Regions from separate parts of the Homo sapiens genome. Here region 1 is linked to region 2. Evidence: chromatin loops called from intact Hi-C (ENCODE). Cell type or tissue: OCI-LY7. All regions are shown on one strand. Links, peaks and the distances in the headings refer to the core of each region. The heading gives the core; the rest is flanking DNA.

The links. A loop is a pair of places that touch in the nucleus more often than their neighbours do. Peaks named below come from ENCODE experiments on the same cell type or tissue, not always from the same donor. Only the 100,000 strongest peaks of a DNase experiment are listed, where the experiment ranks them.
Region 1: a loop joins it to region 2, with 2.9 times the contacts of the local background. A loop is called at or near these places in 11 of 110 quality-filtered maps.

The regions. Positions count from the first base shown.
Region 1 is chr7:23,097,700-23,103,083 of GRCh38, forward strand. It overlaps KLHL7-DT (KLHL7 divergent transcript), which reads right to left. Exons shown (of 3, transcript NR_046220.1): 3 at 3,529-5,384. LOC105375186 (a long non-coding RNA gene) reads right to left here and starts at 1,496. Exons shown (of 3, transcript XR_927096.2): 1 at 1,458-1,496. In OCI-LY7, for the core only: a CTCF peak has its summit at 3,258 (motif pointing right); no DNase peak of the experiment used is centred there.
Region 2 is chr7:23,544,990-23,550,373 of GRCh38, forward strand. No RefSeq gene overlaps it. Among named protein-coding and RNA genes, the nearest start is that of TRA2A, 16 kb to the left of the region's middle. RefSeq lists an enhancer at 1-25. In OCI-LY7, for the core only: CTCF peaks have their summits at 2,164 (motif pointing right) and 2,379; a DNase peak (open chromatin) is centred at 2,162; H3K27ac peaks cover 602 bases.

The DNA of each region.
Region 1 (5,384 bases), core at 266-5,265, 450 kb before region 2:
GGACACTCATCAGGATGACCTACCTGCAGAAAGGAGCTACCCACTTCAGGTCTCCTGAGAGCTGTTCTGTCACTCAATGAAGCTCCTCTCCACCTTGCTTGCCCTCTCCACCTTGCTTGCTTACCTCATTCTTCCTGGATTCAGGATAAGAGCTCAAGACCCAACAAATGACAGGACTGAAAGAGCTATAACACAAACAGGCATGAAACACGCCCCCCTGCTTGCCATGTTATGGACAACAAGAAGGAGAGAAGAGCTGTGGCCCTTCGGGAAGCCCAGACCTAGGGACTCCCCAGCCAGGGCTGTGACACCCTCTTTAGGGCTGTGTGGTTCCTGGCATCTCCAAGCTTCCGGGTGCCACTGTGTTCCCTTCATCCAGATGTGGGTGTCTGCAACAGAATCTGCACACAGAACATTTGGACCAGCCACAGCCTCGCACGGAGCCAGCACCTGTGCTGGCGCCTGGAGCTGCCTGCCTTGCCACAGTAGCCAGCCTGCCTGGCTGTGCACAGTGGCCGGACCCCACGCTCACTGGCCCACACACTCCTCACCATTCTGAACCTGGTTTGCTGTTGGCAGGTGTGGGATCCGGGCCGGTAGCCTGAGCTGAGCACAGCTTGCCAGGCCGAGTGGGCAAAACAAGTCCAGCAGGTGCAAGCAATATTCAGGCAGAAGGTACCACTAGCCACAGAGGTTTCTGGCTGGTGAAGCAACACCCTAAGGATCCTGTGACATATGTATGTATACATGTGTGTATGTATGTATCATCTATCTATCTATCTATCTATCTATCTATCTATCTATCTATCTATCTATCTTTCCATCCATCCATTCATCTTATTGGTTCTGTTTCTCTGGAGAATCCTGACTAATATACTCAGTTTTTCCATTTAAGTGTTTAGGTCAGCATTTTGAAAGCCCTAAATGGCAATACTGCCTTAGGCAGCTACAATATTAAACAACTGCTGCTTATTGTCTTTGTCAAATTCCCTGCTGGCGGAGCTGTTTGCACAAAGTGAGCTCTGATTCATGTCAAATAAATACAAGCCCTGAGAACGGAGCTTTTCAGTAAGGTGCCAGACAGGCTGAACACTAAAAACACCCTAGGGATGAGGCTTTTGAGGACCTCTTAACCTGTTCTGACTTCTCCAATGACAGTGGGCTGGTGGGTTTCACAGCTACCATAGTTGTGAAGCTGTTGGTTTTTAAGGCTACTATAAAGCTAGAGAGAGTGAGAAGGGATTAGGAAGAGTTAAAACACCTCAAGTCTCATTGTTATGAGATTCAGCCATTTGTCTTAAATAACTACTTCTTGGATTGTTATAAGCTTTTAGTTAGTTTCCAGAGATCTGAAAAAGTTAATTTTGACAATTTCCCAGTGTTCCTGTTGCTTTTATGGAGGAGTAGATTTTCAGAGGCCCTTATTTTACCTTTCTGGGAGTTGAGGTCACACTTACCATTCATACGTCATATTGTAAAATATACACACGACTGGCTGGGCATGGTAGCTCACACTTGTAATCTCAGCACTTCGGGAGGCCAAGGTAGGCAGATTACCAGAGGTCAGGAGTTGGAGACCAGCTTGTCCAACATAGTGAAACCCCGTCTCTGCTAAAAATACAAAAAAAAAAAAAAAAATTAGCCAGGCATGGTGGCAGGCACCTGTAATCCCAGCTACCTGGGAGGCTGAGGCAGGAGAATCACTTGAACCCAGGAGGTGGCAGTTGCAGTGAGCCAAGATTGCACAACTGTACTCCATGCTGGGCAACAGAGTGAGACTCTGTCTCAAAAAAAAATGCATGACATATATATTCCTTCCACTTCTGATTGGAAGTGAGTACCAACCTTCTGCTTAAAATTTTACGTATTTGATGACTGAAGAATTTTCCATAGACCAGCTTGTGGCTTAGCTGATGAAACCTGTTTAAAACTTGCTTCTCCTCCACTACTTAAATACTTTCAGTGCTGGTTACTGTAAGACATATTAGGAGATCTCAGGCCCTGCATCTTTGGCATCACAAGATAGGGTTGGCACAGTGGGACTAGGGACTATTCCTGAATGCCATTCTTACATTACAAGGGCTGGAAATAGCTTAACTGTATGGAAGTAACTGTGATCTACAAATATATATCCTGCTAGATGCCAAAAAATATATCCTCAGTTCAATTTGTGATTTGTTCCCAAAGATATATATGGCAATTTCAACACCACCAGATAGTTAAAAAAAAAAAAAAAAAAAGTATGATAGAGGGAAAATCAGGGTGAAATGAGACAATAGACTCAAGCTATTGTGGTTAAAATATCTTACTTTTATAAATTTTACAAAGCCAAATTGCTATGTGAACACATTGCTAGGCCCACAGCTTTGAAATCAGGCTGTTCAAGTTTAGAGACCCTGAATTTTAAGCTTGGATAATCCCCAGACCCCTGCCCACCACCTGGTCTTTTGTCTGATTTCTCTCTGGGTTTCTGCTTTTTTTTTTTTTTTTTTTTTTTCATTCTGCAGTCTCTGCAGACTGCTGCCTTTCTCTGCTTATCACATACACCGTCCAAATTGGCTGGCTGAGCCCCTTGTACATACTTCCAGTAGAACTGCTGCACACAAGCTCATCAACATCCATCTGTCCAGTGTCCAAAGAGAACATGATGCTCTTTACTTCAGCTTATTAATTGGGTCTCTTTGGTTTAGGTGTTCAACCTTAATCCAATAAACTGAGACCAGGTAGAGGTAAAGCCCCACAGAATAGGTACAGCTTTAGGAATCCCTCCTGTGGGTGAACAGAGGAGTAAGCAACTCACAGAAAATGGGAATTGGCTAAGTTGACACTTCAAGAAGTACTGGACTATAGAAAAGTTCAATAGGTTTAAGTAATAGGTACAGAAAACCTTCTCTAAACACTTAATATGCAAATATATTTTGGGATTTTTCACCAAGGATATATTTTACATGTCTCCCAAAATTGTCGCAAAGGTTCTCTACCAATCGCATGAGTCTGGTGAGAGAGACAGAACACTCACACAGGCTAGACAAAGATTTACTATGCACAGATAGATGAGCAGCAGGAATAAATAGAAGCCTAGGATCCACAGCAAGCCAGTCCTCTAAGGCTCAAGAAAGCTGCTGAGTGTGGAAAGGGTCTTATCTGTGTGTGCTCCACATTCCACTGCAGCTGAGGGACACTGAAAGCACTGTGCTCTGGGTTTTATACTCTAGGTGGCACTAGGATCACTGAGAACAAGCGCTGCAGTACACCCTGTTCTGGGAGGAACAAGGACACAATATGGATTATTCTGGACATCACCTCTCTATCTCAGAAAGTTGCATTCTCGGTTATTCTGAGAACTACAAGTTGCAGGGAGAGCTGGATTGGCCAAGATCACCCAAGGACCTATCCTCCTGTGGGTGCATTCCCAGAGAACCAGTTCAGGTTAGGGGAATCATAAGACTAGTTGTATTCCAAGAAACACATTTTGGGAAATGCTAGATTAAATAGTAACAAAGTTAATACAGGACAGGCACACATTTTATTTGCAGTATGCTTTATTGTGCTTCACAGATACTGCATGTTCTTTTGTTTGTTTTTTTTGCAAATTAATCGTTTGTGGCAACCCTGCATGGATCAAGTCTATCAGTACCATTTTTCCAACAGCATGTGCTCACTTTATTGTTTCTCTGAGTCACATTTTGGTAATTCTTGCAATATTTCAAACATTATTATTATTATCATTATCATTATATCTGTTATGGTGACCTGTGAACAGTGATGTTTGATGTTACTATTATAATTGTTTTGGAGCACCATGAACCGAGCCCATAAAACAGCGAATTTAATCAATAAATGTTGCGTGTGTTCTCACTGCTCCAGTGACCAGCTGTTCCCCATTTCTCTTTGTGTCCCCAGGCCTCTCTATTCCTCCAGACACAACAATATTGCAATTAAGCCAAGTAATAACCCTACAATAGCCTCTAAGTGTTCAAGTGAAAGAAGAGTTGCACATCTCTAACTTTAAATAAATAGCTAGAAATGACTATGCTTAGTGAGGAAGGCATGTTGAAAGCCAAGACTGGGAAGCTAGGCCTCTTGGCACCAAACAGCCACACTGTGAGTGAAAAGCAAACAAGCTTGGAGGAAATTTAAAGTGCTACTCCAGTGAACACATAAATGATAATAAAGCAAACCAGCCTTAATGCTGATATGAAGAAAGTTTTAGTGGTCTAAATAAATCAAACCAGCTACCACATTCCCTTAAGCCAAAACCTAACCCAGAGCAAGATCCTAACACTATTCAGTTCTATGAAAGCTGAAAGAAGTAAGGAAGTTGCCCAAGAAAATCTAGAAGATAGCAGAGGTTCGTTCCTGTGGTTTAAGGAAAGAAGCTATCTCCTTAACATGAAAGTGTAAGGTAAGGCAACAAGTGCTGATGTAGAAACTGTAGCAAGTTATCCAGAAGATCTAGCTAAGATCATCGAAGAGGGTGGCTACACCAAACAACAGATTTTCAATGTACATGAAACAACTTCTATTGGAAGAAGATGCCATCTAAGACTTTCATAGCTAGAGAGGAGAAGTCCATGCCTGTTTTCATACTTTCAAGGACAGGCTGACTCTTCTTGTTAGGAGTTAATGCAGTTGGTTACTTGAAGTTGAAGCCAGTGCCCATTTACCATTCCAAAAATCCTAGGGTCCTGACAAATTATGCTAAATCTGCTCTACCAGTGCTCTATAAATGGAACAACGATACCTAGCTGGCAGCACATCTGTTTACAACACAGCTTTCTGAATATTTTAAGTCCACTGTTGAGACCTACTGCTCAAAAAAAAAGGTGTCCTTTCAAAATATTACTGGTCATTGACAATGCACGTGGTCACCCAAGAGCTATAATGGTGCTATATGAGGAGATTAATCTTGTTTTCATGACTGCTAACACAATGTCTATTCTACAGCCCATGGATCAAGGAGTCATTTTGATTTTTAGGTGTTATTATTTAAAATATACATTTAATAAGGCTAGAGCTACCACAGACAGTGATTCTTCTGATGGAACTGGGCAAAGCACATAGAAAACCTTCTGGAAAAGATTCACCATTCTAGATGCCATTAAGAACATTTGTGATTAGGAGGAGGTCAAAATATCAACATTCACAGAAATTTGGAAGTTGATTCCAACCCTCACGGATGACTTTGAGAGGTTTGAAATTTCTGTGGAGAAAGTACCTGCAGATGTGGTGGAAATAGAAAAACAACTAGAATTAGAAGTGGAATTTGATGTGACTGAATTGCTGCAATCTCATGATAAAACTTGAATGGGTGAAGAGTTGCTTCTTATGGCTGAGCAAAGAAAGTGGTTGTTTGAAAAGGAATCTATTCATGGTGAAGACTC
Region 2 (5,384 bases), core at 236-5,235:
CCTGGAAGCAATTTTTCCTACCTCCCCAGAGGACATTTGGCAACGTTTGGAGGTATTTTTAGCTGTCACAACTGGAGATGGTGCTACTGACATCTAGTGGGTAGAGGCCAGGGATGCTGTTAAACACCTTACAAGGACAATGTACAGGATGGCCCCTCACAGCAAAGGATTATCAGACCCAGATGGCAATGGCCAAATTGAGAAACCCTGACTCTTTTCTGTAGGCACTACTTCCTCTTTAGCCCTCTCAGATCATCTGTGTTTTCTCATACCACTGGGTTTGGAGGCGGAGTGGGAGTCTTTTTCCTTTCTTATTGCTGCTTGCAAACAATTCTCCCTCCCCAAATCCTTAAAAAAGCCCAGCTTAACTTTGAATTTTACATCATCAGACATTATCACCCACTACCTCTCCTTACTGCAGTCATCTACAGATTTTCACTCCTTTCATTGTCATTCTCTCCAACACTAAAACCATCTTAAACCTTGGTGACTTCATCATCCACACAGATGATCCTTCCAACATCTTGGACTCTCAGTTCCTTGTATTCCACTCCTGCAGGGAGTACGACTCTCCACCACAGTCACTTCCTCACCTACATTGCCATAATTGCCATCATCTGAATTCCACTTTCTGAGCACTACATCCTATCATTTTAGCCCACTCCCTATAGTAGGTTTATTTCAACAAATTTTTGATCTCATTAGGTAGTGAGTGATAATGTCTGATGATGTCATTAGGACAACCAATCCATCAATCAACTGCATAGTATTTATACTATGAAAATCAACAAATCTACAAATTAGTGTTCTTTTCCTCTTTCTTTCAGAAAGCTAGTTGTTAAACATTTAACTCTTGTGTATTCATGGGATATACCTTAAGCAATCTATGTATGTGTGTGTATGTATATATATGTATGTATATATGTACACATATATAAAATGTTGCTTTGCACATTTAAACATTTTATATACCTGGTTTACTATAGTATGTTTTCTGATATAACTTTCCCTCCACAGCATTTAGGTTATGAGATGCATTCATGTTGATATGTGTAACTCTGGATTACTGTTTTTTTGTTTTGTTTTGTTTTGTTTTTGAGACAGAGTCTCACTCTGTTGCCCAGGCTGGAGTGCAGTGGCATGATCTCAGTTCATTGCAGCCTCTGCCTCCCAGATTCAAGTGATCTTCCCACCTCAGCCTCCTGAGTGGCTGGGACTATAGGCCTGCACCACCATGCCTGGCTAATTTTTGTATTTTTAGTAGAGAAGCAGTTTCGCCATGTTGGCCAGGCTGGTCTGGAACTCCTGACCTCAGGTGATCCGCCCGCCTTGGCCTCTCAAAGTGCTAGGACTACAGGTATGAGCCAAGGTGTTGGCTGGTTCATTCATTTTTACTGTTCTGCCCTACACGGCAAGAATGTAAGCTCCATGAAGGCAAAGATTTTTATTGGTTTTATTTTCTGCTATATTCCTAGGATTTGGAACAGTGCCTGGCACAAAGCAGGCTCATATTTATTTGAAAAAACAGGCCCAGGACAGTGGCTCACACCTGTAATCCCAGCACTTTGGGAGGCCGAGGTGGGCGGATCACTTGAGGTCAGGGGTTTGAGACCAGCCTGGCCAACATGGGGAAACCCCATCTCTAATAAAAATACAAAAATTAGCTGGGTGTGGTGGCTCACACCTGTAATCCCAGATGCTTGGGAGGCTGAGGCAGGAGAATCACCTGAACCTCGGAGGTGGGGGTTGCAGTGAGCAGAAATTGTGCCACTGCACGCCAACCTGGGCAACAGAGTGACACTCCGTCTCAAAATAAAAAAAGAAAGAAAGAAAGAAAAAGAAATGAATGGTGTGCCTGAAATTCTACCTTTGCCACTTATTTAATTTAAAATATTGCTAGGTTATTTTTCTTTTTGTTTCTGTTTTTGGTTTTTATTTTTTTGCTGTCCCTTGCGGAGCAGGGCTACCCCATACGCGGTGTGCGCGGAGTAGCCTATGTTGCTGTTTGGTAGCTTAGTAGATCTTACTACACTGAACCACTTGGGTTTTCAAACCTTGTCAAGGAATTTATTTTGCATATCATTTGTAACCAGAAGAGGGCAAGCTTGGAGAGAAAAAGAAATTGGTGAGAAACGGAAACAAGTCCTAAATGCAGGACGCTGCCTGTTTTGAATGTCTACAGCCACCAGGTGGCAGTATGAGCATGCTGGAAATTTAAGGTCGGTGATCCAGGCTACAGAGGTCTCCAGATGCAGATGGGTGCCCCAAACTTACACATTTTCCACTTTATTTCTCCTTTTGGCCAACTTGTCATTTTTTAACATCATTATTATGCAGATTTATATAAGTTGATACTTTCTATTTTCCCTTACATTTGACAATACTAAATTTAAAATATTGGCGCATAACAGATAATAAAAATCACAAGGCAGGGGGCAGTGGCTCACGCCTGTAATCCCAGCACCTTGGAAGCCTGAGAGAGGAGAATCGCTTGAGCCCTGGAGCCTGGGCAACATGGGGAGACCTTGTCTCAAAAAAAAAAAAATCTACGCGTGGTGGTGAGCACCTATGGTCCCAGCTACTTGGGAGGCTGAGGTGGGAGGATCACTTGAGCTCAGGAGGTCGAGGCTGCAGTGAGCTGTGCCACTGCATTCCAGCCTGGGCGAGAGCGAGACCATGTCTCAAAAAAACAAAAAACAAAAACAAAACAAAACAACAAACAAAAAGACAAAAAGCAAAACAAAACAAAAAACTCATATAACATACAAATCACTTTTAAGCCTGTCTGCTTCCTTGCTTTCTGCCTGCTTGCTTGCTTCCTTTTCTTTCTTTCTCTCTCTCTCTTTCTCTCTTTCTTTCTTTCTTTCTTTTCTTTGTCTTTCCCTCCTTCCCTCCCTTCCTTCCTCCCTCCCTCCCTCCTTTCCTTCCTTCCTTCCTTCCTTCTTGCCTTTTCTTTTCTTTTCTTTCTTTTTTGACATGATCTGACTCCATCACCCAGGCTGGAGTACAGTGGCACGATCTCGGCTCACCGCAACCTCCGCCTCCTGGGTTCAAGCAATCCTCCCACCTCAGCCTCCTGATTATCTGGGACTACAGGTGTGTGCTACCATGCCTGGCTAATTTTTGTATTTTCTGTAGTGATGGGGCCTTGCCATGTTGCCAAGGCTGGTCTCCAACTCCTGAGCCCAAGCAATCTGCCTGCCTTGGCCTCCCAAACTGCTGGGATTGCAGGCTGGAGTCACTGTGCCAGCCCTTAAACCATTTTAAAGTGTAAAAATCAGTGGGTTACCTTAAACCATTTTAAAGTGTAAAATACAGTGCGTTTTAGTATAATATATTCACAATGTTGTGCTACCATCACCATGACCTAATTCTGGAATATTTACATTAAACCAAAAGGAAACCTTATACCCATTCAGTCACTTGCCAGCCTCCCCCCATCTTCTGACAAGTACTAATCTACTTAATGTCTCTATGGATTGCCTGTTCTGGGGATTTCAGGTAAATGGAATCATACAATATAGCAACATTTTTTTTTTTTTTTTGAAACAGAGTCTTGTTCTGTTGCCCAGGCTGGAGTGCACTGGTGCAATCTCAGCTCACTGCAACCTCTGCCTCCTGGGTTCAAGCGATTCTCCTGCTTCAGCCTCCAGAGTAGCTGGGATTACAGGTGCCTGCCACCATGCCTGGCTAATTTTTGTATTTTTAGTAAAGACTGGGTTTCACCATGTTAGCCAGGCTGGTCTTGAACTCCTTAACTTAGGTGATCCACCCATCTCAGCCTCCCAAAGTGCTGGGATTACAGGCATGAGCCACTGCACCCGGCCAGCAGCACATATTTTTAATCGCAATATTTATCTATGGCATCATACAGATGGACACTGGAGACAGATGGGGGACGTTGAAGGCACGTGAGGGATGAAAAACTATCTGTTCGGTACAATGTACACTATTCAGGTGACCTGTGCACTAAACATCTAGACTTCACCATTCCACAATTAATCCATGTAACCAGAAACCACTTGTACCCCTAAAGCTATTGAAATTAAAAAATGTTATAAAGGACTTATCTATGGCATCGAAATAAGGCTATGTTTTTAGGAATTTCATCTAAAATATCAAAGTTATATACAAGGTGGAAAAATATACATTTTGGAACAATTAGTAACCCTAACTTCCTTTAATATTACATAATAAAAATTTAAGGGCTACCTAAATTGTGTTTGCCTGCCTTCTTGGGCAGGGACGCACTTTGATTGTCTTAATTGCAATGAGATAGAGACTGAAGAATGGAAGTGATGGAGAATGATTAGCAGGATTCATGTTCCCTTAATTCCCTAGCAAATAAAATGCAAAGCAATATCCAGACATTACCCATCACGTTTTCAAGCTCCTACGTAGTCTTCATGGCTCTGAGCTCAGAGCTGGCTGCAAGTGGTCCCTGATGGGTTTTGCCCACGGCACAGGCACGGCACCTCTGGAGACAGCTGGGCTAATGTTCAGCAAAGGTTGGCAGAAGCAGGGAGAGGGGTTTGTCTTCCTTTCATAACTTTTCCAAAAATAGAACTTGTGAGTTCATGGCAACATTTAGTCACAACTTAATTTTGTAAATAGAGACAGGGTCCCACTCTTTCACCTGGACTGGCATGCAGTGGTGTGATCATAGCTCACTGTAGCCTTGAACACCTGGGCTCAAAGAATCCTCCTGCCTCATTCTTTCAAGTAGCTGGGACTTACAGGTGCGCACCACCATACCCAGCTAATTTCTTTTGAATTTTTGGTAGAGACAGGGTTTTGCCATGTTGCCCAGGCTGGTCTTGAACTCCTGGGCTCAAGGGATACTCCCACCTTGCCCTCCCAAAGTGCTGGGATTACAGGTGTGAGCCACCATACCCGGCCTCCTTCTTTTTCTTTATTATTATTATTTTTTAGATGGAGTCTTGATCTGTCACCCAGGCTGGAGTGGAGTGGCATGATCTCAGCTCACTGCAACCTCTGCCTCCCGGGTTCAAGCTATTCTCCTGCCTCAGCCTCCTGAGTAGTTGGGACTACAGGCACATGCCACCACGCGTGGCTAATTTTTGTATTTTTAGTACAGACAGGGTTTCACCATGTTGGCCAGGATGGTCTCGATTTCCTGACCTCGTGATCCACTGGTCTCGGCCTGCCAAAGTGCTGGGATTACAGGCGTGAGCCACTGTGCCCAGCCTCCTCCTCCTCCTCTGCCTCCTCCTCCTCCTCCTCCTTCTTCTTCTTCGAAATTTCTCTCTCTCTCTCATGTTTTGAGACGTAGTCTTGCTCTGTTGCCCAGGCAACAAGAGGAGTGCAGTGGCACGATCTCGGCTCACTGCAGCCTCTGCCTCGCAATTCTCCTGCCTCAGCCT